Linked DNA regions of Mus musculus: region 1 is linked to region 2. The links are chromatin loops, found by intact Hi-C in ENCODE. Cell type or tissue: heart. All regions are shown on one strand. Each heading gives the region's core, and the rest is flanking DNA. Links, peaks and the distances in the headings are about the cores only.

Evidence for each region. A loop is a pair of places that touch in the nucleus more often than their neighbours do. Peaks named below come from ENCODE experiments on the same cell type or tissue, not always from the same donor. Only the 100,000 strongest peaks of a DNase experiment are listed, where the experiment ranks them.
Region 1: it touches region 2 in a loop (4-fold over the local background); 2 of 42 quality-filtered maps call a loop at or near these places.

The regions. Positions count from the first base shown.
Region 1 is chr3:134,421,909-134,432,408 of GRCm38, reverse strand. 4930539C22Rik (RIKEN cDNA 4930539C22 gene) reads left to right here and starts at 8,774. Exons shown (of 9, transcript NR_040600.1): 1 at 8,774-8,865; 2 at 9,838-9,923. In heart, for the core only: no CTCF peak of the experiment used is centred there; no DNase peak of the experiment used is centred there.
Region 2 is chr3:134,363,808-134,374,307 of GRCm38, reverse strand. It overlaps the pseudogene Gm6077. Among named protein-coding and RNA genes, the nearest start is that of 4930539C22Rik, 55 kb to the left of the region's middle. In heart, for the core only: no CTCF peak of the experiment used is centred there; a DNase peak (open chromatin) is centred at 4,967.

The sequences.
Region 1 (10,500 bases), core at 4,237-6,736, 58 kb before region 2:
TTGCTGTAGATTGCTTTTATCATGAAGACCAAAGTGTGGGCACTTTGCCCCTTCTTAGAATTGGGAACAAAACACCCATGGAAGGAGTTACAGAGACAAAGTTTGGAGCTGAGGCGAAAGGATGGACCATCTAGAGACTGCCATACCCAGGGATCCATCCCATAATCAGCCTCCAAACACTGACACCATTGCATACACTAGCAAGATTTTGCTGAAAGGACCCTGATATAGCTGTCTCTTGTGAGGCTATGCAGGGGCCTAGCAAACACAGAAGTAGATGCTCACAGTCAGCTATTGAATGGATCACAGGGCCCCAATGGAGGAGCTAGAGATAGTACCCAAGGAGCTAAAGGGATCTGCAACCCTATAGGTGGAACAACAATATGAACTAACCAGTTCCCCTAGAGTTCGTGTCTCTGGCTTCATATGTATCAGAAGATGGCCTAGTTGGCCATCATTGGGAAGAGAGGCCTCTTGGTCTTGCAAACTTTATATGGCTCAGTACAAGGGAACTCCAGGGCCAAGAAGTGGGAGTGGATGGGGAGGGGAGGGGGGAGAGTGTGGGGGACTTTTGGGATAGCATTGGAAATGTAAATGAAGAAAATACCTAATAAAAAAAGAAAAAAAAGAAAAGGAATGCTGTTTTATGTAATAAAACATAGAGCTTTTTAAAAAAAAAGTCTTATCCACTATGATACAACAGTCTGTATGAAAATTTCAGGACATAATGATAAATAGTGTGTTTGTATTTGTGGAACTCGTTGAGGAATAAAACAGTTGGAGACTCATTTATGAATACTAAAACTGAACATCATCTAGTTATAAATGGAATTATACATCATTATAAACTACAGTATGCATTATTTCTCTATTTTGACTAGGTTGCACACTACCAGAAATTTGGAGTGATGGTATTCTATTGAGATAAGTTGACAGAATAAGTTGACAGAATCAAGTATGGATTCATTAAGAATAATCAGGGTGGTAATATAAGTAAATCTAGATCAAAGAATAAGGAAAAGGAAATAAAAGTTTTCAAATGAATCAGGAGCAACAGTGACTGTACACCATGCCTACTAGAGGAGAATAGAAGGGAATCAAGAATGTTCCCACAGATTTTGTGTATCCTAAATAAAAGGATCAAATAAATAGAATAAGAGGCATAAATAGTTTTCAGATCTTCAGTGACATTAATTCTAACTTTAGTTCACTGGGTTTTCTTTCTTATTATAAAAAGACAAAAGGTCCAAGAAGCTAGTTCAATTGACCCGTGCTGCAGGTTTGATACTGCTATTAAAAAAAAGTATTTGGGAAGTGGCAGGGGTGGGGGCAGGGGAGGGGAGGTAGAAAGAGAGAGAGAGAGTGAGAAGGGAGGAATAGAGGGAGAGAGGGGAGTTATATAATGACAATTACCATCTTGGAAATATTGTCTGTAACCACACTCACATACATGATTTACAGAAGTGGATGCTCACAGTCAGCTATTTGACGGAACACAGGGCCCCTAATTAAGGAGCTAGAGAAAGTACCCAGGAGCTAAAGGAGTCTGCAACCCTATAGGAGGAACAACAATATGAACTAACCAGTACCCCCCAACCCAGAGTTGCATCTCTAGTTGCATATATAGCAGAGGATGGCCTAGTTGGCCATCAGTGGGAGGAGAGGCCCTTGGTCTTGCGAAGATCATATGCCCCAGTACAGGGGATTGCCAGGGCCAGGAAGTGGGAGTGGGTGGGTTGGGGAGCAGGAATGGTGGAAGATATAGGGGGCTTTGGGGATAACATTTGAAATGTAAATGAAGAAAATATCTAATTTAAAAAAGTATTTGGCTTTCTTTTCGAGAAAAAGTCACTTGTTCTTTGTCCACAGTTTTAGATCCAGCTGACTGTACTGAAGATATCTCTAAGCTATTGAAGAGATTATATGTCTTTGCCATCCTAAGTGTTCAGAGACAGAAACAAGATCCAAGCCAAAGTAGTTGAAATCTGAGACTTAACTCCTAGAGTTTTGTGGTGACAAAGAAAGATGATTTTCTTATGTTATTCCATATCCTACTGAGAAGCAGGATGTAAGGCAAGTACTAATGGCAGCAATTTTGGCATGCTGAAAAAAGTTATTTATGGATAGTGTTAAGCCATAAGAGAGCAAATCCAATTGAAAATACAGATTTGACAACACAATATAATCCTTTAGAGAAATATGAACATAGAGATATTCATATTTAATGTAGTCCCTAACTAACATCCATTTTCTACATGGAGAAAATATACATTACTGAAAATACACAACCAAAATTCACATAATAAAGCCAAGTGTTAGGTTGAACTGCAGCCTAATTATTAGAAACTCCTGCTTGCAAAAATTTAATAAATAATATGTTCCACATTACTTTATAACATGATTTTATGCATCTGAAAAGTCTTTGAAAACCATTGTTTTCCACATGTAGCAATCAAGAGGCTTTTATTTTAAGGACAATAGACATAAAATTGCTAATGCATTTTCCCTCAGGGCATTATTGCTATTAAGAAACCCTCTCAATATAGAATATGCTGTGTAACTAAAAATAGAAGTAGAGGTCATTGGGAACACACTGTTAGTTGTTTTCTTACATGGCTCAATTCTATCTTAGGTCTCTGTTCAAGCATCAACTTTAGGGTGGTCACTCCTCAAAGACTCCCAGCCACCTTTCCATCATCGCTTTGGTTTCATTTTGGAATACATTAGCATCTGGAATAGAAACAAATGGTTGTTTTTAACTGTATGTCTCTTTCCAGCAGAAAGCAAGTTTCACGAAATTGAGGTTTTTCTTTCCTTTGTCTTCTTTATTCCCAGTGACTGCAAGATAACCAAGTGTATGACAGATGAACTAGTGATAGTTGTTGATACAGAAACTGACCAGTAGGGTCACTGGGAGAAAGAAACATATCCAAAATGATTCGGCTGCATCAAGAGATTCTGATCTGAGCCCATCGGCGGATTCATAGATAAATTCTTCTGGCTTTGACTGTCAGTGTCCAGTCAGACATCATGGGATGTGCCATGGCTTACACTTTCAAGAATTCCATAGGATGCTCTATTGAGAAAGACGGCACAGGTCACTAAGTTTGCTGGTAGATGGTGTGTATCATGAAAGTAAAAGAGTCGGATATTTGTGTGCAGCCTGAACTAGAACAATGGAATTCCTAGTCACTGGTAAATGAAAGGGGAAATGAATGGGGAAAAGAGTGAAGAGTTTGACTCCTGTTTGAAATACTTTTCCAAATACTGATCCAATAGTCAGTTCTCCAAGACCTGATACTAAGGCAGGAAATTACTGTTCTTGTGATGTGTGGTCTCCCATCTCCTCTTGAAATGGCAATGGAACAAAGGATGTATACTTCAGAAGTTTGTTGTAAGAGCTGGAAAAACTTAGTAGTCAGCCAGTGAGACAAGTACTTGGAAGCACCTAAGTGTGAACTGTTAACTATGGTGAGGGCAGATTATCGAGAGATGGTAATACTCTACATTACAAGGACAGACTTTAAAATAGCATAACACTTGCTGTCCCCTCTTCTTTCACTCAAATGATGGATGTCCATCTATTTACTGGAGGGCAAAAATGGGCACTCAAACATAGTTAGGACGTTTTCATAAACATGTACATTTGAAAGCATTTTTCCCTTGGTCATCGATAGTACTTTACCACTGACTATTATTCACTGTTATTAAAATACAGAGTTTTCAGAAGCACACAGATTAAATAAATTATTCTACTGTATCATACATATATATGGAATATATGATATATAATATATGTATGTTTGATAAGACTATATATCTGCCAACTGCTTGGGAAGGCTCCCAAACCTTGTAATATTTCAGTCTATTTAAGTTGCTGGTTTCCTTGACTTTTCTCACAATCTGCTTATGTTCTGCGTATTGTGGCTGTAATGTAGAACTTCCTGCACCAACAGCATCTCCTATGATTATTTTTCCTCTCCTTTTTACACTCGTCCTAAAATTTTGTGAGGAGATCCTAAGTGAAAATTCACAATTCAGATTAAAGTAATTTATAAGCCAGTCAAAATAATCAAATTTTATTGTTTTCATTCCCTGTAAAAGTTGTGGTGCTCTTGACCAACCAAAGAGCACTTCCTGTTCACCACTTAAGTCAGAGAAATCTGTGGGAGGCCCAGAATGAGAAAAACAGAAAAACAGTCTTTCTTGTAAGACTGTAAAACTGTATAAAAGCCTGAATTGTCTTCATGAAAGCAAAATGTCTATATTTTATAAGCAAGGGGGGCAAGCACAAGGAATTTCTCCTTGGCAAATGTCTGATCTTTACTGCTTTTCAGATTTCTTCTCTACTTACTTAAGAGGCAGATTTTTTTTAAGGCCATGGAATAAAAGAAGGAAAGCAATCATCTAAAAGGAACAGGCAGGGTTTAAAAATGATGCTTGCAGAAAAAAAATAATTAGTAAGGGCATCCAGGGGACATTTAAAATGGGAAAGCTATAACAGAGTACCATCATCAAAGGATGCAGAGGGAAGCTTGCCAGAGATTAGAAGTGATTATGAAGTCAGAACATGACACAGGAAGGGTGGGCTAACTATTTCTTAGGGACAAGAGAAAAAGCGGGATCCAAAAAGGTGAGGGTTGAAATTCTTAATAGCTACTTTACTTCAGTCATCGACAACAATTACAATAGAGACAGGATGCTCAGGGCAATAAGAGTTAATGAGAAAAACATGTAATGCGGCAAAATTTGAAGCATATTCAGCTTTAAAAATGTCTAAGCAACTTGGAATATATTAAAATCAGCACAATACATGGCATTCATTGTAGAATACTAATTTTTTTTTGCAAAGTTGAAACTAGTAATAAGACCATTGCAACACAAGTAGAGTTACCTTTCAAATACTTCTTTCTCTTCCAAAAATCACAAAAGCAGCCTTGTAAAAACTATCACTGCTCAATGTCCTTGGAGGATTAGATTGAAGACCTCTGAAGATCTAGAATCTACAGATCATCAGATCCATTATATAAATGGTGTTCAGCCTACACAGAAGCCATGTGCATCCTCTTATATGTGTAAACCAGTTCTGCCTTAGTCCTAGTAGTTCATACAACATAAACGCTATGTAACTATTTACTAAATAGAGTCATTTAGGAATAATGGCAAGAACAGTAAAGTCTGTGCAAATTCAATTCAGGCACTACTTTGTTTTGTTTTATGTAAACCATGTATTTTTTTCTTCCAATTTTTATTAGGTATTTACTTCATTTACATTTCAAATGCTATCCCGAAAGTCCCCTATACCCTCTCCCCACCCCTGCTCCCTTACCCACCCACTCCTACTTCTTGGCCCTGGTGTTTCTCCTGTACTGAGGCATATAAAGTTTGCAAGACTAAGGGTCCTCTCTTCCCAGTGATGGCTGACTAGGCCATCTTCTGCTAAAAATGCAGCTAGAGACATGAGCTCTGGGGGTACTGGTTAGTTCATATTGTTGTTCCACCTATAGGGTTGCAGACCCCTTCAGCTCCTTAGGTACTTTCTCTAGCTCCTCCACTGGGGGCCCTGTGTTCCATCTAATAGCTGACTGTGAGCATCCACTTCTGTATCTTAATGGCATCCATCCCTCCTACCTGACTCCTCAAAAAAATCTCTATTTACCCTTCCCTCTTCATGTAAGCTGCTGTGAGCCACAGTTCAGTCTGGAGATGTGGATCCCATAAACACAGAAGCCGGGTGCTGAATAAAAACCTTGAAACATTCCACTGTCTACCCCTCAGATACATATTAACAGTTGGATGGTTGTATTTCTGGGCCACTTTTGGAATCTAGACACACATCACTAATACATACATATATTGCAAGTGTAATTTCTACTCCAATACAGATAGAAAAAAAAAAAACCTTTTATTTTTCACATTAGGACTTGAATTGTATTATGTGCCCCAGTTCTAAGATCCATTTGTTTGGTCTCTGAAGTTGTATCTATAGGTTTTGGGTTTGTGTTATAGTGAGTGTCGGGACTAAATTCAAGTGATGTCACCTAGGACACCTCTACAGAAAGTGGTGGGTATCCCCAACCAGTGTTCAATGTTTTCTCACTGAGGTCTACCCATGTGCCTTCTCTAGCTTGTTACCACTGCTCCTCTGTGCTGTACGTCTGGAGACCAATCTCACCTGAATAACTGCAGTTGTCTCTCGGTTACCCAATTGCTGCCTCCATGTCTCCTATCCACTTATTTGTCACACATGAGTTAGGGTATTAATAATCAAATGGCAACAAATCATACTGACCAACTGCTTAACATCTTCAATGGATTCACCTTACCAGAGGATAGTTCAAGCTCTGACAGCCTTGCCAACATCCTAGTGATCTGATCACTATCTGTGGAACCCATGAAGCTCTGTCCCTCTGCCCACTTGGTCCAAGCTCATCTCTGTCCTAACATAAGTCATACTCTCACCTACAAGCCTTAGATACTCCTGTTTAAAATATCCTTCACAGATGTGTTTCTCAAGTCTGTGTTTAGGCTAGTTTCTTACAGATATTTTCTAAATATAAAAGTTTATTCTTGTTGCCCCAATATATCACATAGGTCTTAGAATCTACAATTTCATTGTTTTTAGTACTATAATGTAAGTTGTATAAAACAGTTTATTACTGTTGCCCAGGTTTTCATAAAAGTATCTGGAATATAATATGCTTTAAATAAACAGCCTTTGAATAGATAAATAAACATGACAGACCCCATACATTATGAAGAGAATCACAGAATCTTCCTAAATTTGTGAAAACAAATAATGAATTTCAATTCACCAGTTAGCAAATCAAAACATTTTCTTTATAATTATATAGTTAACTGTTAAAACAAAGTGGTATATATGATTGAAATTATATCAATCCATACTTGCTCCCTCACCACTTAATAGTACATTTTGGAAAGCATTCCTTATTAGAATTTATGGATCTAGCTTGTTTTGAATTTTGAATAGTAATATAGTACATAGTATGAATACTCTGTGTATGTTCATACATGAAAATGGATGGGAAGAAAATGTAGAATATAATAGAAAAATGGTAGGCAGAGACAGACAGAGAGATAGACAGACAGACAGACATGGTTACATAAGAAAAGTGACATAATCAAATTATGGCAATTTAAAGTTTGTTAAAGGGTCTACTCCTGAGAAAGTAGCCAAGGTATAAATAATGCAGGCAGGACAGAAGCCTGAGCATCATAACTCTGCTAGGCCCAAAGGAAAGAGGACACTGTGACCTACTCTTACTCAGTGTCTGTTCCTTATTGATCAGACTCATTTGCACAAGACAGTATGGGAAGACAAGCATTTACCTTTACATGTATCTCCGGGAACTTTTCAACAAAACCCACCTAAACACACGCACACGTGCATACGCACACACACGCACGCACACACGCACACTGAATTTGTGCTCAATTTTTATACCACAGATGGTCTATGTAGGAATTGTCACAGCACAAACTTTCCTATATCAGATTATATGAAATTGTATAGCAAAGTATTCAACATAGTCCACCATGTATTTATAGCTGATCTCTAATTTTCTTCTAAATACTTTTAATTGAAAATAATTTTAAGATATTTATACATCTTGTGTGATCTGAATATACCTTTATCTGAGTTCTTGAGCATACTAGACATGTAGCTTTTTGTTCAAAGGAAAAGTACCTTAGATTTAAAAAAAATTAATATGAAATTCAGATGTCCCTGACCAACCACAGGGTTCTGCCCCAACAAACAAATCATGAATTGAAAATACGTCCCATCAAAAATACGTTTAGCCAGCAGGGAGTAAGTTTCTCAGTCAGTTTGAGATTGATTTCTCTATGTCCCACAGCTGAGATGTGTGGAGTCTTCAACAATAGTGTCTTAACATGTGGTTATAGAGGAAAACCAAGGGCAATCACAATATCCTGTGTTGTTTTCTGAGACCTCTGAGTTCTCCCCGATCAACAACTCATCAGGAGGTAACCCCATGCCTTGTATTGAAATTTTCATTTAATAACCTATGTTTTCTGGGAACAACATTATTCACCCAGGTAGAGTAATTCCATTCAAACTCTGGTGTGCGTGTGTGTGTGTGTGTGTGTGTGTGTGTGTGTGTGTGTGTGTTTAAAGTTGTATTTTGAGATTAGTTTCCGAAGTAGTGGATTTCCTTAAATATTTCCCATAGAACCTTAGTTCTGGTTAATCTATAAACTATTTCTTCTCTTTCCTACCCACACTCTCACCTTTGCTTAGTCCTTTAGCTATCAGTATCCCCTCTTTTCTTTCATTGCATATGTGTTCTACAATGTGAGATAACAGGATTCCATGTTGTTCTCTTGTTTTTGATTTTTGTTATTGTTGTTGTTGTTGCTTTAGGATAGTCCTTACATCATGTTTTACTCACGCTCCTGCCTCCTCCCCTACTTAAACCTTTTTCCCTCTAATATCTAACTTCAATACTTTGATTTGACCTACAGTCTGCTAACCCACTACCTTAAGATATCCTGACTCCCTAATACAGATCACTTGCTAGTCCCCCGCCTTTCACTTGTGCTCCAAGTTAAAGAGACAAAACCAAAGGTCTGAAGTACAAGGTGTTCTGTAGGCTACCAGGGAAGAAAAGACACCAAGGTTCTTACTTAATACTGGACATGGCATTCTGCAAATAGTAACCTGACACTCACAATGTGCTTTCTGATGCAATAATGGTGGGACTATCATGGAGGAACCAAGTTTCTCACTGCTGTTTGAAGCCTGCCCCACAGGAGGGAATTTCACGCCCATTACCGAAATCTTGTACAGAAGTCTATAGCTGAAGAGATCACAGGTTCCAGATAGTACGTGAGATTTTTATATTGCTAAGTGTTCCAACTGTCTTTCAAATGCTTATGTGCATAGCGATAGACCTAGGCTTCTCTCAGCCTTTGTCAGGGAAGCTTTTTTTGTGTAGCAGCAGGCAATGCTGTGGTGCATGACTGGGACTGAGTTCACAGCCCTAAACGAACCATCTCTCCTCAAGCAGCAATCAGGGAAAGTAACCCAAGGGGAAGCAGAAAGGATGGGCAAGCAGAAGGTTGAGGAGTTCTGTGAAATGCTGTCTTCTAGGCAGAGCACAGCAATCACTCTCAGAAATGTTCAGCAGTTGGGTTACCTGTCCAAGAGGAAGCCAGCCAGAATTCTGGCTCTGATGGGTTGGATCATCTCTAGACCCCGCCAGTTACCGAGGGCAGGAGGCACAGCTTACAGAAAACATTAGAAAATCCAGAGTTGTCAAAGGTTAAGTTTGTTTGTTTGTTTGTTTTTTCTTCTTCAAAGGAAGAAAATGACTGATACCTTTTCACCCAGAAGGCTGGAGTGGGTGTTGTAATAAGTGGGTGATCTTTTTAGCTATTCTGTGACCCAGCCTTCCTGAATTCCCAGTATTCTGACCATTGTTTAGGCCCTGATCCTGAGCTTAGCCTCTCAGTGAATAAAACCTATCCTTATGACTTTGCATCCTGCAATAGAATCTAACCTTATGATTATTATAACGTCTTCCTTCCTTGCCCCTTCCCCTGAACACTGTTTCAGTCAACAGAACTCATTCTTATTTTAAAGGCCATGGTGCTATGCTCCTATTCAGGGAGGGTTCCAAGTAGCTATCCCTGAAGCTTTGTTGGGATAATTGTCACATGGAGACTTTTTTCTAAAGTTTTCCCGTGCTTAAAGGCATAAACAAAATAAATCACAAGGTCACACTCTGGAAATTTTCGGCCCAGTGCCTTCTAACCCAAGTGGTCCTGACCCAAGTTTCATTCTTTACCTCTCAGGAATCAGTTCCCCGCCATCCGTGAAGCTCACAGCGACCCCGACAACAGAGGAGCTAGAGGAGGAAAAAAATCATTCTTTTTTGAAGGTGTGGCCACTTATAGTTTTCTATGCTCCAGTGTTCAGTCCTAATACATGTGGGCAGACTGAGAGGAGTATAAAAACAAAGATAGTAAAGGATATAAAATTTGAAGGAGGAATGTTGGGGAAAACACTGGGTGAACTGGAAGAGAAAAATGGGTTGGATGTGATCATATTTCATTGTAATATGTAGGAATTCTCAAAAAACAAAGAAAAAATTTGTTACACCAAGTACTGGATGTACAAAGGAAAGACTTGAATATACCCAGCCAACATCAAAGAATAGTCGAGCAATAACTACATTGTGGAATATTGATGTTTATACTCGTGAGCATGCAGCTGTTAGAAAGCTGTAGCTCACAGCCACACATTGTGATGCCTCCCACTAGCAAGGCCATAGATCAAGATGCATGGCTGGAAATGCACTGCCTGTTACACTTGCAACATCACAAAGTCAAAAAGGTTCTGTCAAGCCATACAGTGTTGGTGGTCACCCTCAGATTACTCCCAAATAACAATACACAATCACTTCCTTTTAAGCTAACATCCATTTTATCAGCACTCATAGCAAGCAAAAGCAAAAT
Region 2 (10,500 bases), core at 3,749-6,248:
CACGAGTAACGCAAATCCCAAGTACAATGCCAATTGCCACTCACCACTAAATGAATAAAAAAAGGGATGCTTCCAAATTCCTGTTAGAATATGAAGAAGGACCGCTGGTACATTTTTGGTAGAAGTGTAATATATAACAGGCACTGTATACAACTACATGAAATTATTTCTTCAGGTTCTTTAAACTGCTAAGCAAGCAGCTACAAATATATATATATATATATATATATATATATATATATATATATATATCCATCAGTGTTTACCTGAGCAGTTTTATGAAGGATTCAAAGCTCAATCTCATTTTTAAATCGTGCTTAGATGTTTCATAGATACTTCATTTAATGTATTTTATTTAAATCAGACACATGGTCTGATGTAATCATGGGGGCTGTATAAATAGGTGGTAATATTATAAATACTTGGCTGAATCCTCCCTTGTCTATTCTAGATGGGCCTGTACATGAGAAGAACCTGAATTGGACCCTTGATGTCTAGTCTTAAGGATGAATGGGGCTCTACACATTTTTATCTCCACAAATTCAGCACCATATCTATCAATGATTGAACATAAGTGAGTCAGTATTAGAGGCTGGAAAAATCCTTTCAGATGACAGAGTATGTGAATGCAATGAGATCTATTCTCAGGATGGGTTTCTTGCATGACCTTTCTAGGCCCTGAGAAAGAGGCAGTAGCTGGACCCATAATGTTTCTCAAGCCTTCCTCAGCATGCACTGCAGATAAGAAACCATAGAGTTCATTGTTTGCCTTGGTCCTCACAGGTGCCTGTGTCTGGTGTTGTGCTGAAGATAAGGTGATAGGAAGCTCATGGGTGACAGGTTTCAATGCTATGAATCCATCTGAGATCATCCTCGCCACTGGTCTCAGGAAGCAGTCTCTCTTAGACTGTGGTCAGAGTACTTTGTTTGCCTCTCTGTTCTTTGTTTGCTTCATCCACTCTACAGTGTCACACTCTGTGGGTTTGTGTCTGACATTCCAATGAACCAGGTTTGACTCTTGTACTTTCTACTGAAACAGTGCAGTAGATGTGTGTGGGTTCTCAGAGACAGGTATGTGTAAGGAGTATACATGCAGAGAAGTTAAAGTTGGCATACAAAGGATATGCCATGCACCCATGTTTGTTGCAGCACTCTTACCAAAAGCTAAGGTATGGACCGAGTCTTGATGTTCATCAAGAGATGCACAGAACAAGAAAAAAAATGTTTATACACATGTGAATATATATAGATATCATTTAAGCAGAGAGAAGAATGCAATCCTGCCATTTCCTATAAAATAAATAGAAGCAGAGGAATCAAGCAATGCAAAATAAATAAAACAAAAACAAGTATTACATGCTTTCTTTCATATGTAGAAATAAACCAAAAATGATTGAAAAAAAAAAGAAAGTAAGCCCAACATAGAATAATAATTATGTAGGAAAGGAAAGGGTGCTTGCAAGAGGTGAGAGCAAGAAATGAAAGAAGGCTGGATGGATGTGACCAATGCTCACTGTATGTATGTTTTCTATTAATCTATATTTTAGTCTACCTGAATACATAGATGATAGTGACTGATAGTCCTCTTCAAACACAGATTTTCATACTGTAATACAATTGGCATCACTTCTTACTATAAGGATACACAGAACTTCTGTGATACATTTCCTAACACAATACTTCAGAGGATGCATAGGTTCACTCGTGATAAATGTTATTAAAACATTCTAACAAGGAATTGTCTAAATTGATTTTGAATCCAAAAATATGAATAAAGTTTGGAAATATTAAGAGTTATTTTTATTAATTTTTATTAATTTGAGAATCTTAAAACTTCATATATTGATTCTTCTCTCTCCCAAGTAGGACTGAGGCATCCTTACTTGTGCACTTCAGCTTGTTGTCCTTTTTGAGTTCTGTAGACTGTATCTTGTGTATTCTGTACTGTATCTTGTGTATTCTGTTGGTTTTAGATGAAGAGGAGATCCCAAGACCTGACACTATTACTGAGGCTATGGAACACTCACAAAAAGGGACCTATTGTGACTTCCCTCTGAAAGACCCAACAAGCAGCTGAAAGTCAGGTGCAAATATTTACACCCAACCAATGGACAGAAGCAGCTGACTCCTGTTATTGAATTAGGGAAAGCTGAAAGAAGCTGAGGAGAAGGGCAATCCTGTAGGAAGACCAGCAGTCTCAATTAATCTGGACCCCCTAGATCTCTCAAACACTAGACCACCAAACAGACAGCATACACCAGCTGATATGAGGTCCCCAACACACGTACAGTAGAGGACTGCTGTTTCTGTGTTCATTCAGAGATGATGCACCTAACCCTCAAGAAAAGACCCTGGAGGTCCCAGGGAATTTAGAGGTCTTGTGGGTTGGGGGTGGGGACATCCATGTGGAGACAGGGGATGTGGGGAGGAGGTATGTTATGTGGCAGAGTTGGAGGGTGGATGGGGCAGAATAAAATATGGAGTGTAAAAAATAAAAAATATAAAAAGATTGAAGGAAAAAAACTTCATATATGTATGTGTATAAGTAATTGATTAACAATTTATATAATTATTGAAGTCAGAATCCATGTGATATTATAGTATTGATTTTAGATTCAGGCTGCTCTATGTTCAAATGTCAGCTCTTTCACTGTCTGTGTTTGTAGATGTATATCCACCACTAAGATGTATATACATATATGAATATATATATTCATTACTAAAATGTACACACTAAAAAGTAATATCAGTTCTACTATAAGAGATCCTATCCTTGTAGTTAGAAGTATTTGAAATGAATAATAAATAAATAAATCTAGCAACTAAATGCAAATCTACATTTTCTAAATAAAGCTTCGTGGCCTTAAGCAGTGTGCAAGGCATCATAATACACATGCCTGATTAATGCCAGTAATATAATCTGCCACAGCTTGAAACCAGCCATTGCCTCAGGACTCCTGTCCATGCATCTCTTCCTGCAATAGCTCACTTTTAAATTCTCAAGGGTGAATTCTCATGAGTCTCTTCTGATAATTTTTCCTCTCGGTCAGATATGACCAATGCTTCCTTAAAAATACCTATAGAAGTCCACTGCCCTACAAAGTTTCTAGGTGACTATGATAATCTTCCTGGCTTCAAATAAAATACACAGGATTGCAAATAACTTTCAGTATTCCTTTTTCACAAAATCTGAGTTAGCTTGCCCAGTTGTTCTTGAGCCTACCTACATTTCTTAATGTTTCAAATGCTGTATTTAACTTGTCTCCCTTTGTTCTCCTCTTTATCACCATTCTGAAGTCCAATTTCTAGATCTCAAGATTCCATTTGTCCTTTAGCAGCATAGGAATTTGAATACAAGTATAACAATTGCAAGTCCATAGTTTCTGATTGATGAATTCATTCATCTCCTGATTATATTTATTGACAGCAGGTATTATAGTATTGATGTATAAGCCCAACCAGCTTGGTTATGACATCAGCTGTTTCAGTGACTGGGTCAGTAGGTCTTCATCATTCTAACCTTTGTCTCATACTAACAACACTCCATTTCATTCCAGCCAATAGAGGGTTTTCCTATTAAAACTTTGGGAAATCAAGATGCAGCAAACAGTGATGATGCTGAATCTTGACACCAACCTGCCAGTGGTGTCAACATTCTAATGTATCTTATATAGCTCAGACATGTGAAAACAAACATACACAGACTGAACCACTTCACTCTAAGGGGACTGCCCTTGAGTCGTTTACATTATATAACCAGAAGTCTGCAAAATGATCTGACCTAAACTTGAACTCTAAATCTTATTTTTAACATCCTCAGAATAATAACCCATTAATTCTGCACTAAAACAAAGCTTGCCAGTGCAGGAGGAGCAGTGTGACTAACACATGCCAGGCAGGGTAACTATTGTAAGTACAAATGGGAAGAAATATTAAGGAACCCAGTGTGATTGTCAAAGATTAGATGGGTCTTTGTGACTGAATTACACATTGTGAAGAACCATCACTGTCATTAGTATCTATTGGTTCAACTGCCTGCTAACTTTTCCTAAATGTCCAAATTTCAGAAAAATATGGCTTAAATTTCTGAACACATTGTATTAGTGTTGCAAAATACAGCAACCCTATTACAGTTTAGATATATCTTTCAGATTTGTACATAAAAAAATATAGTAAATGATTTACATATAGTTTTTGCCAAAACTAGAGACAAACCATTGTTTAGAATTTGCCAATAACAACATTAAAAGATTTAATCACCAACTGATTTAAAAGATTAAGTAATGTTTTGTATTTGAGTAACAATCAAAAAGATGCTAAATTAGTAAAAGTCCTGAGACTGAATTATGAATGGAATTGGATGCTTAGGAATGCTACGGGGTAAACATTTAGAAGATTTTTTTTTACATTATCAATTAAGAAGGGTTTGAGCTAAATAAAAAAATTACAGGTTAAAAATATGGCAATAAGAATGTTATATGTTGTGCTTATATAATTATTTCCTTTTGTTCCCTAATAGCTGGTACAAATTGATGAAGCATTATATAATTAACAGATCTTAACATCACTGAAATATGGTACTACCTATCTCAAAAGTCATTCTGAAGAATAATATATCATGAAAACTAAGCCGATACAAACACCCACTGCATATTAGCTAGATGTGAGCTAATACATGGGAAAATTGGAATTGTCTTTTCTGTCTGATAACACAGAGACTAATCATAAAAACAGTCATCTGGGGAAGGTCGTTTTTCTTAGCCTACCTGACATTTGTATGCATCTGGTACTTTAGAGGGTGTGATGTCTACAACTGTGAAGCAGCAATGGGCAGAAGGTGAATGCGAAGTAGAGCACAGCTCCAACCACCAATGAAGGAAACCCCCAGGGAGCTCTCAAGTGTGGCTGCCCCTGCAGAATTACTCCCAACTGAAGCCAATGGGCCAGGCCTTTGTACTCCTACATCAAACAGTTACTGGATGTGTGATTCCCTGGGGAAAAGGCTAGGCAGTTTCCTGCAGCTGAAAGCAATTCTCAGACAGGGACACCGTTGCAAGTTGCCAACAATAAAGCTGGGGGAGTGAATATCTTGGCCTTGAAATGTATCAGCAATATAGCACACCAAAGCATCTATTGTGCGCATACGCAGAGAGGAATATAGCAAGATGCAATGTGCTTTATATTGGTAAATTGTCATGTGCTGTTTCGGCTAATGGAGAAACTGACTCTGAAAGTGGGGTTGCCTCCCCCCTTTCAGACCCAAATGTTTACTTCAAAGTGTCCTCAAATATGTCCTGTCTTGGGCAGGCTTCCCTCTTCAATCTGTAACAAGAAAGGCAGCAAGCAGCCAAGGGTTTGAAACATTGTTTCCATGAGAGCAGCTAGGAAATAAATCATTTCCAAGAGAAGTTGCTATTAGTTCATCCCATAGTATAAAAGATGCTTTCAGGGGTGAGGTGGGGGTGGGGCAGGGGTAAGCCAGAGGATCATGCATGCAGAGTGCTCTGCTGTGTTTGGGCTCTTCCAGGTCATTTAGGGGTGGTGCAGAGCCTGCTTGATATTGTTGTCTATCTTGTACTGCTTTGTGTTCTTTTCCTTGGGAGTCTCACTGAAGGGGACCTTGCTCCATCCAGGACTCTGGAACTGGGACTCTTGCTGGCTTCCTCAATAGGATTTCCACAGCTGTTTCTACTGCCTGCTGTGAATGCCCACTCTGATGATGTCTTAATATTTACCTGATGCTTCTCTCTATCTGATACTCGCTAACTATATTCTTTTGCTTGGTATGTACGTAATAAACTCATTCAAAAAACCCAAAGAAGCAGATCTGTTAGACTGCACAATTTAAATTACACAGATTTAACAAATCCTAGCAAATCTATCAAACTTGCTATAGTTAATAGCAACACGCACATAAATGTACACTGTATACTAACTATACATAATACATATTATATACTATATAAAGTATGCAATATATTTAGTATATAATTTATTTAGTATATAGTATATATACCAAAATCTGCTAAGGGTAAATTTTGTATTAAATAGTCTTAGGACCAAAGGGACATCTTGGTATGATGAGCTACTGAACGCTACACCACTACACTAATATTTATATGTGCTGAAGCTGGAAGTGTGGTTCAGTGGTGGAGTGCTTACCTAGCATGCACATATTCTGGGTTCACCTATAGCAGCACTGCAAAAAAGAAAAAGGAAAGGTCAAAGGAAGGAAGGGAAGAGTGAGAGAGGGAGGGAGGAGATGAGAGAAGGAGGGAGAGAGAGAAGGAGAGAGGGAGGGAGGGAGGAAGGGAGGGAAGGAGGGAGGGAGGGAGGGAGGGAGGGAGGGAGGGAGGGAGGGAGGGAAGAGAAAGAGGAATTGATTCTATCAGCCAAGTCATTCTGCCATTTCTGCTCAGTGGTTCTTAGTTAATTAGGCTTTTCTGCTCCCACCTAGATTGCATGCCAGGATACAGGTCCTTCACTCCCCCAGTTCTGCCCTATGTCCCCCACCCCATCCACTGCTTTTCCCTTTCCCTTATGTAAAGAACAGGCCTTCCAGAGATACAGATCAAATGTGACGTAACAATAAGGCAAGGCACAAACAGGGCTGGACTAGGCAATCCAGTAGGAAGAAAGGGTCCCACAATCAGGTTTGCCCCAACTTCTACCCACTTACTCAAGTACCTGGCAAGTTAAAACATGTGTTTGAAAAATGTACTTATTTTGAATAAATGGGGCAGGAATTTTTCATCTTAAATATGGCAACTTAGGTCAAATACAAAGTTGTGTAACTGGGGTCTTACTGTTTTCTGTTAGAGCAGTAACTAGGACATCATTGAGAAGAAAGCTTTAGCTTTTGAAGGAATACTAGCACAACTTGACTGTTGGTAGTGGGCTTCAGGCTGGACTCCAGGTCTCAGATATTTTTTTTCAGTGGTATCAAGGAGTTATGGAGCTTGGCACCAGGCAGCTGAAAGCCTTCCATTAATTTTCAGAGTCCTAAAGATAGAAGATTTTGTTACTTTCGTGGAAGAATTCTGTTTGGGAGGACAATTTTCCAATAATTTTTACTAATGCCATCTTTAGTAAGAATCTGGAGTCTTTGGGAAAAAGTCCTTAAATATATTTTGTTGGAGTTAGTTCTATAAAGTTTAGTTTTTGCTGAAATTTTAAATAGTATTTTATATTCTAGTTCATTTGGTTATTGTAATTGTAAATGACTAATCGTTAATACTACTTATCCAGATATTGTGACAAACTCTACTAGATATGGTGATGCAAGGGTATTACCGAGAAGCCCAGGAATTCATCTCTGCTTAGTGGTCAGGAAGCCATTTATCACTCATAGACTGGAAAGTACCCGTTCTTCCCTAAGCATTAACCAAAACACCCTCCCTGTTCCTGTTGAGTAAGTGTCTGCACCCATGAGCATATATAATGGCTACATTCCTTCAATATTCTCAGTTTCTTTACTTACATCCTGTCAACTGGAAACATAAAATTGTCATTTTATGACTACAGCTATTTCAGAATATATGGTTATATTCATATGTATCTGTATATTTGTATGTGAAGCTAAGTATAGATCTAACATAGAAACACACTCCAATTTATCTATAAATGTTATAATTTGAATAGATTGGAAGTAAGATATGAGAATGTAGTGTGTGTGTGTGTGTGTGTGTGTGTGTGTGTGTGTGTGTGTGTAGTGTCTGTGTATGTGTCTCTCTGTGTGTCTGTGTGCATGCATATGTGTATGTCTGTGTGTGTGGTGTTGGCTCTAAAATTGAATGAAGAAAAATAATGACAAATGATGACAAAAATTAGATTATAATTTGGTGACATTTTCATTCTTAAGAATCAAATGTGTGGATAGAAGGTGCTGGAGTAGGGGTCATAGTCAGCCTCCAGTGTTAATACTGATCTCTTCTCTCCTCAGTGTGTTCCCTGTCTTGACCTCCTTGTTCTATTTCTTTGTTGACAGCTACTTACTTCAGTTTTATTTTCTTTTGTTTTTACTTTTTTTCTATTTTTCTTTTATTGAAAGTAGATTTTTTCATACAGTATATTCTTATTACAGCTTCCCCTCCCCAACTCCTCCAACAACCTCCCCATCTCCCTCTTATCTGAGTCCACACCCTTCCTCTCTCTCATGAGGAAACAAGCTGGGGCTTTGCAGATGCCGCTGTCCGCTGCAGTCATGGTCCACCCCACCCTGTTATTCAACATCTTGGCCAATGGCTGAGCCCTTGAGAAGCATCTCCTTCGAGCTGTTTGCAGACAAACTTCCAGAGACAGCAGAAACCTTCTGTGCTCTGAGCACTGGGGAGAAAGGACTTGGATAGACGGGTTCCTCCTTTCACAGAATTATACCAGGATTCATGTGGCAAGGTGGCAACTTCACACACCATGGTGCTCCTGGTAACAGGTCCATCTACGGAGAGACATTTTGAGGATAAGAATTGCATATTGAAGCATACAGGTCCTGGTATCTTGTTCATGGCAAATAGTGGGCCAAACACAAATGGTTTCCAGATTGTTTTTATCTGCGCTGCCAAGACTGAGTGGATAGATGGCCACATGTGGTGTTTGGGAAGGTGAAGAGAGGCATGCACAACGTGGAAGCCTTGGAGCATCTGGGATATGGGAATGGCAAGACCAGCAAGATGATCACCGTTTCCATCTGTGGACAACTCTAATTCTTTTGGCTTGTAGGCATCTTACCCACCAGACCATTCCCTCTGTACCTCAGGAGAGTACCTATGACCCCTCCTCATCTGCTCACAATACTCTCTGATCTCTGCAATCATTGAAGTTTTGGGGGTTCCATATTTTCCTCATTCCCTCTCCAAGTCTACCTGGAAAGCAGAGTTAAGTTTATGGCTATGCATAAAAACTAAATATGAAAAAAGAAAACAAATATGTATCTTAAAAATAATAGTAAAATATAAAATAAAATAAATCAAACAATTGGAATAGGACAAAACAGATACAAGAAAGATGCCAAAGGAAAAGCAGGAGAAACATCTATTTGTAGTAGTTTCTAAAGCAAGCAGTTAGAAAAGAATTCTACTCGTTATTGCAGAGAGTTATTTTTGTGGAAAAAAAATTGCTGTAGGGTGTGAAATTTAAAAAAAAAAATACATACGGTCCGTTAATCAAGTTAAATACATTCTCTGTGAATTTTTTCTTTCTTCATAAAAAAAAAAATTCTAGCAGTTTTTGAGAGCAGTTGCCTGGTGCTAGTCTGTGATTATTTACTTCCTAATATCATTGCCCACAGACTCTGTACACATTTTCAAACATCAAAATTCAAATAAGCAATATGATTATGTTTTTTTCCTTTGAAACCTTATGGGTTAGGTATTATTGACCTTATTGCAAATGTCTCAGATCATGAACATACAGGAATCATCACCCTAAGGGAAATAAACAGACATACTGAAGACGAACATTGAGAGTGGTTACAGATCATCTTACATTAGTAGAAGGGCCGTGCCTATATAAAATAAATGTCTTGAAGTTAACTCGATGGTTTAATTGCTTATCATACATTGTTCCTATGTGATTTCGATTTAGAAAGCTATCATGTCAATATGGTGGAAGTCTACACCAGGAGCAGCTCGTTATTTTCAGCTTAGATCTTGAAAACATCCTCAAAGTGATGAGAATCGTTATTTCAAGATAAAAACCACACAGGCAATGGCAATAATTATAAAATTTATCCTCACACAGGGCTTTGTAATACACTCACAAAGCTAAGACGTGGTCATTTATCTGAGTCTCCCATGAATCTTTGCAGTGGGGCTTAATGTAAGTCCTCTTTCACAAAGGAAGAAATTAATGGTCAGGTAAGATATGACAAAATGATTCAGATAGAGGCTAGTAGCTAATTTAGATCTGGAATAGAAAGTTCCACTGTAAAATTTACATTTTATTTACTCATTATTTAGCATGCATGTAGAAGTCAGGGGAAGACTTAAGGGAGCCAGCTCATTCTTTATACCATAGAGTCCTGGTGATCGAACTCAGGTTGTGAGGATTGGTATCAAGTGCCTTTACCTACAGGGCCCCATCACTGACACCTGGAGTAGAATTTTCTGATACCATACTTGTGCCATTTTTTAAAAAATTGTCTCTAGTTCAAAAATGCCTCTGAGAAGTATTAGAACTATGTAACTGGGTCTAGCCTTTGAGCTCTTAACAGTATATTCTTATAGTTTAGACTATAGCCTGTGTCTGTTTCTGAAAGCCTAGATCGTTTGTTTTAGAAGCATACCAATACAATATTATCTTTAGATGTATCATACCTGAGCATCAAGGATTTCTGAAATAATAAGACACCTTAAATGCTGTTAAGGTGTAAATCTTTACCTTTGCACTATTCCATATAGAGTGCTTTACTTGTATAAATGAGGTGTTATTCTCAACAACCAAAGGGAAAAAGTGAAAAAAAAAAAGGTAGACGTGTTTAGATACTCTTTGAGATAGCTCAAA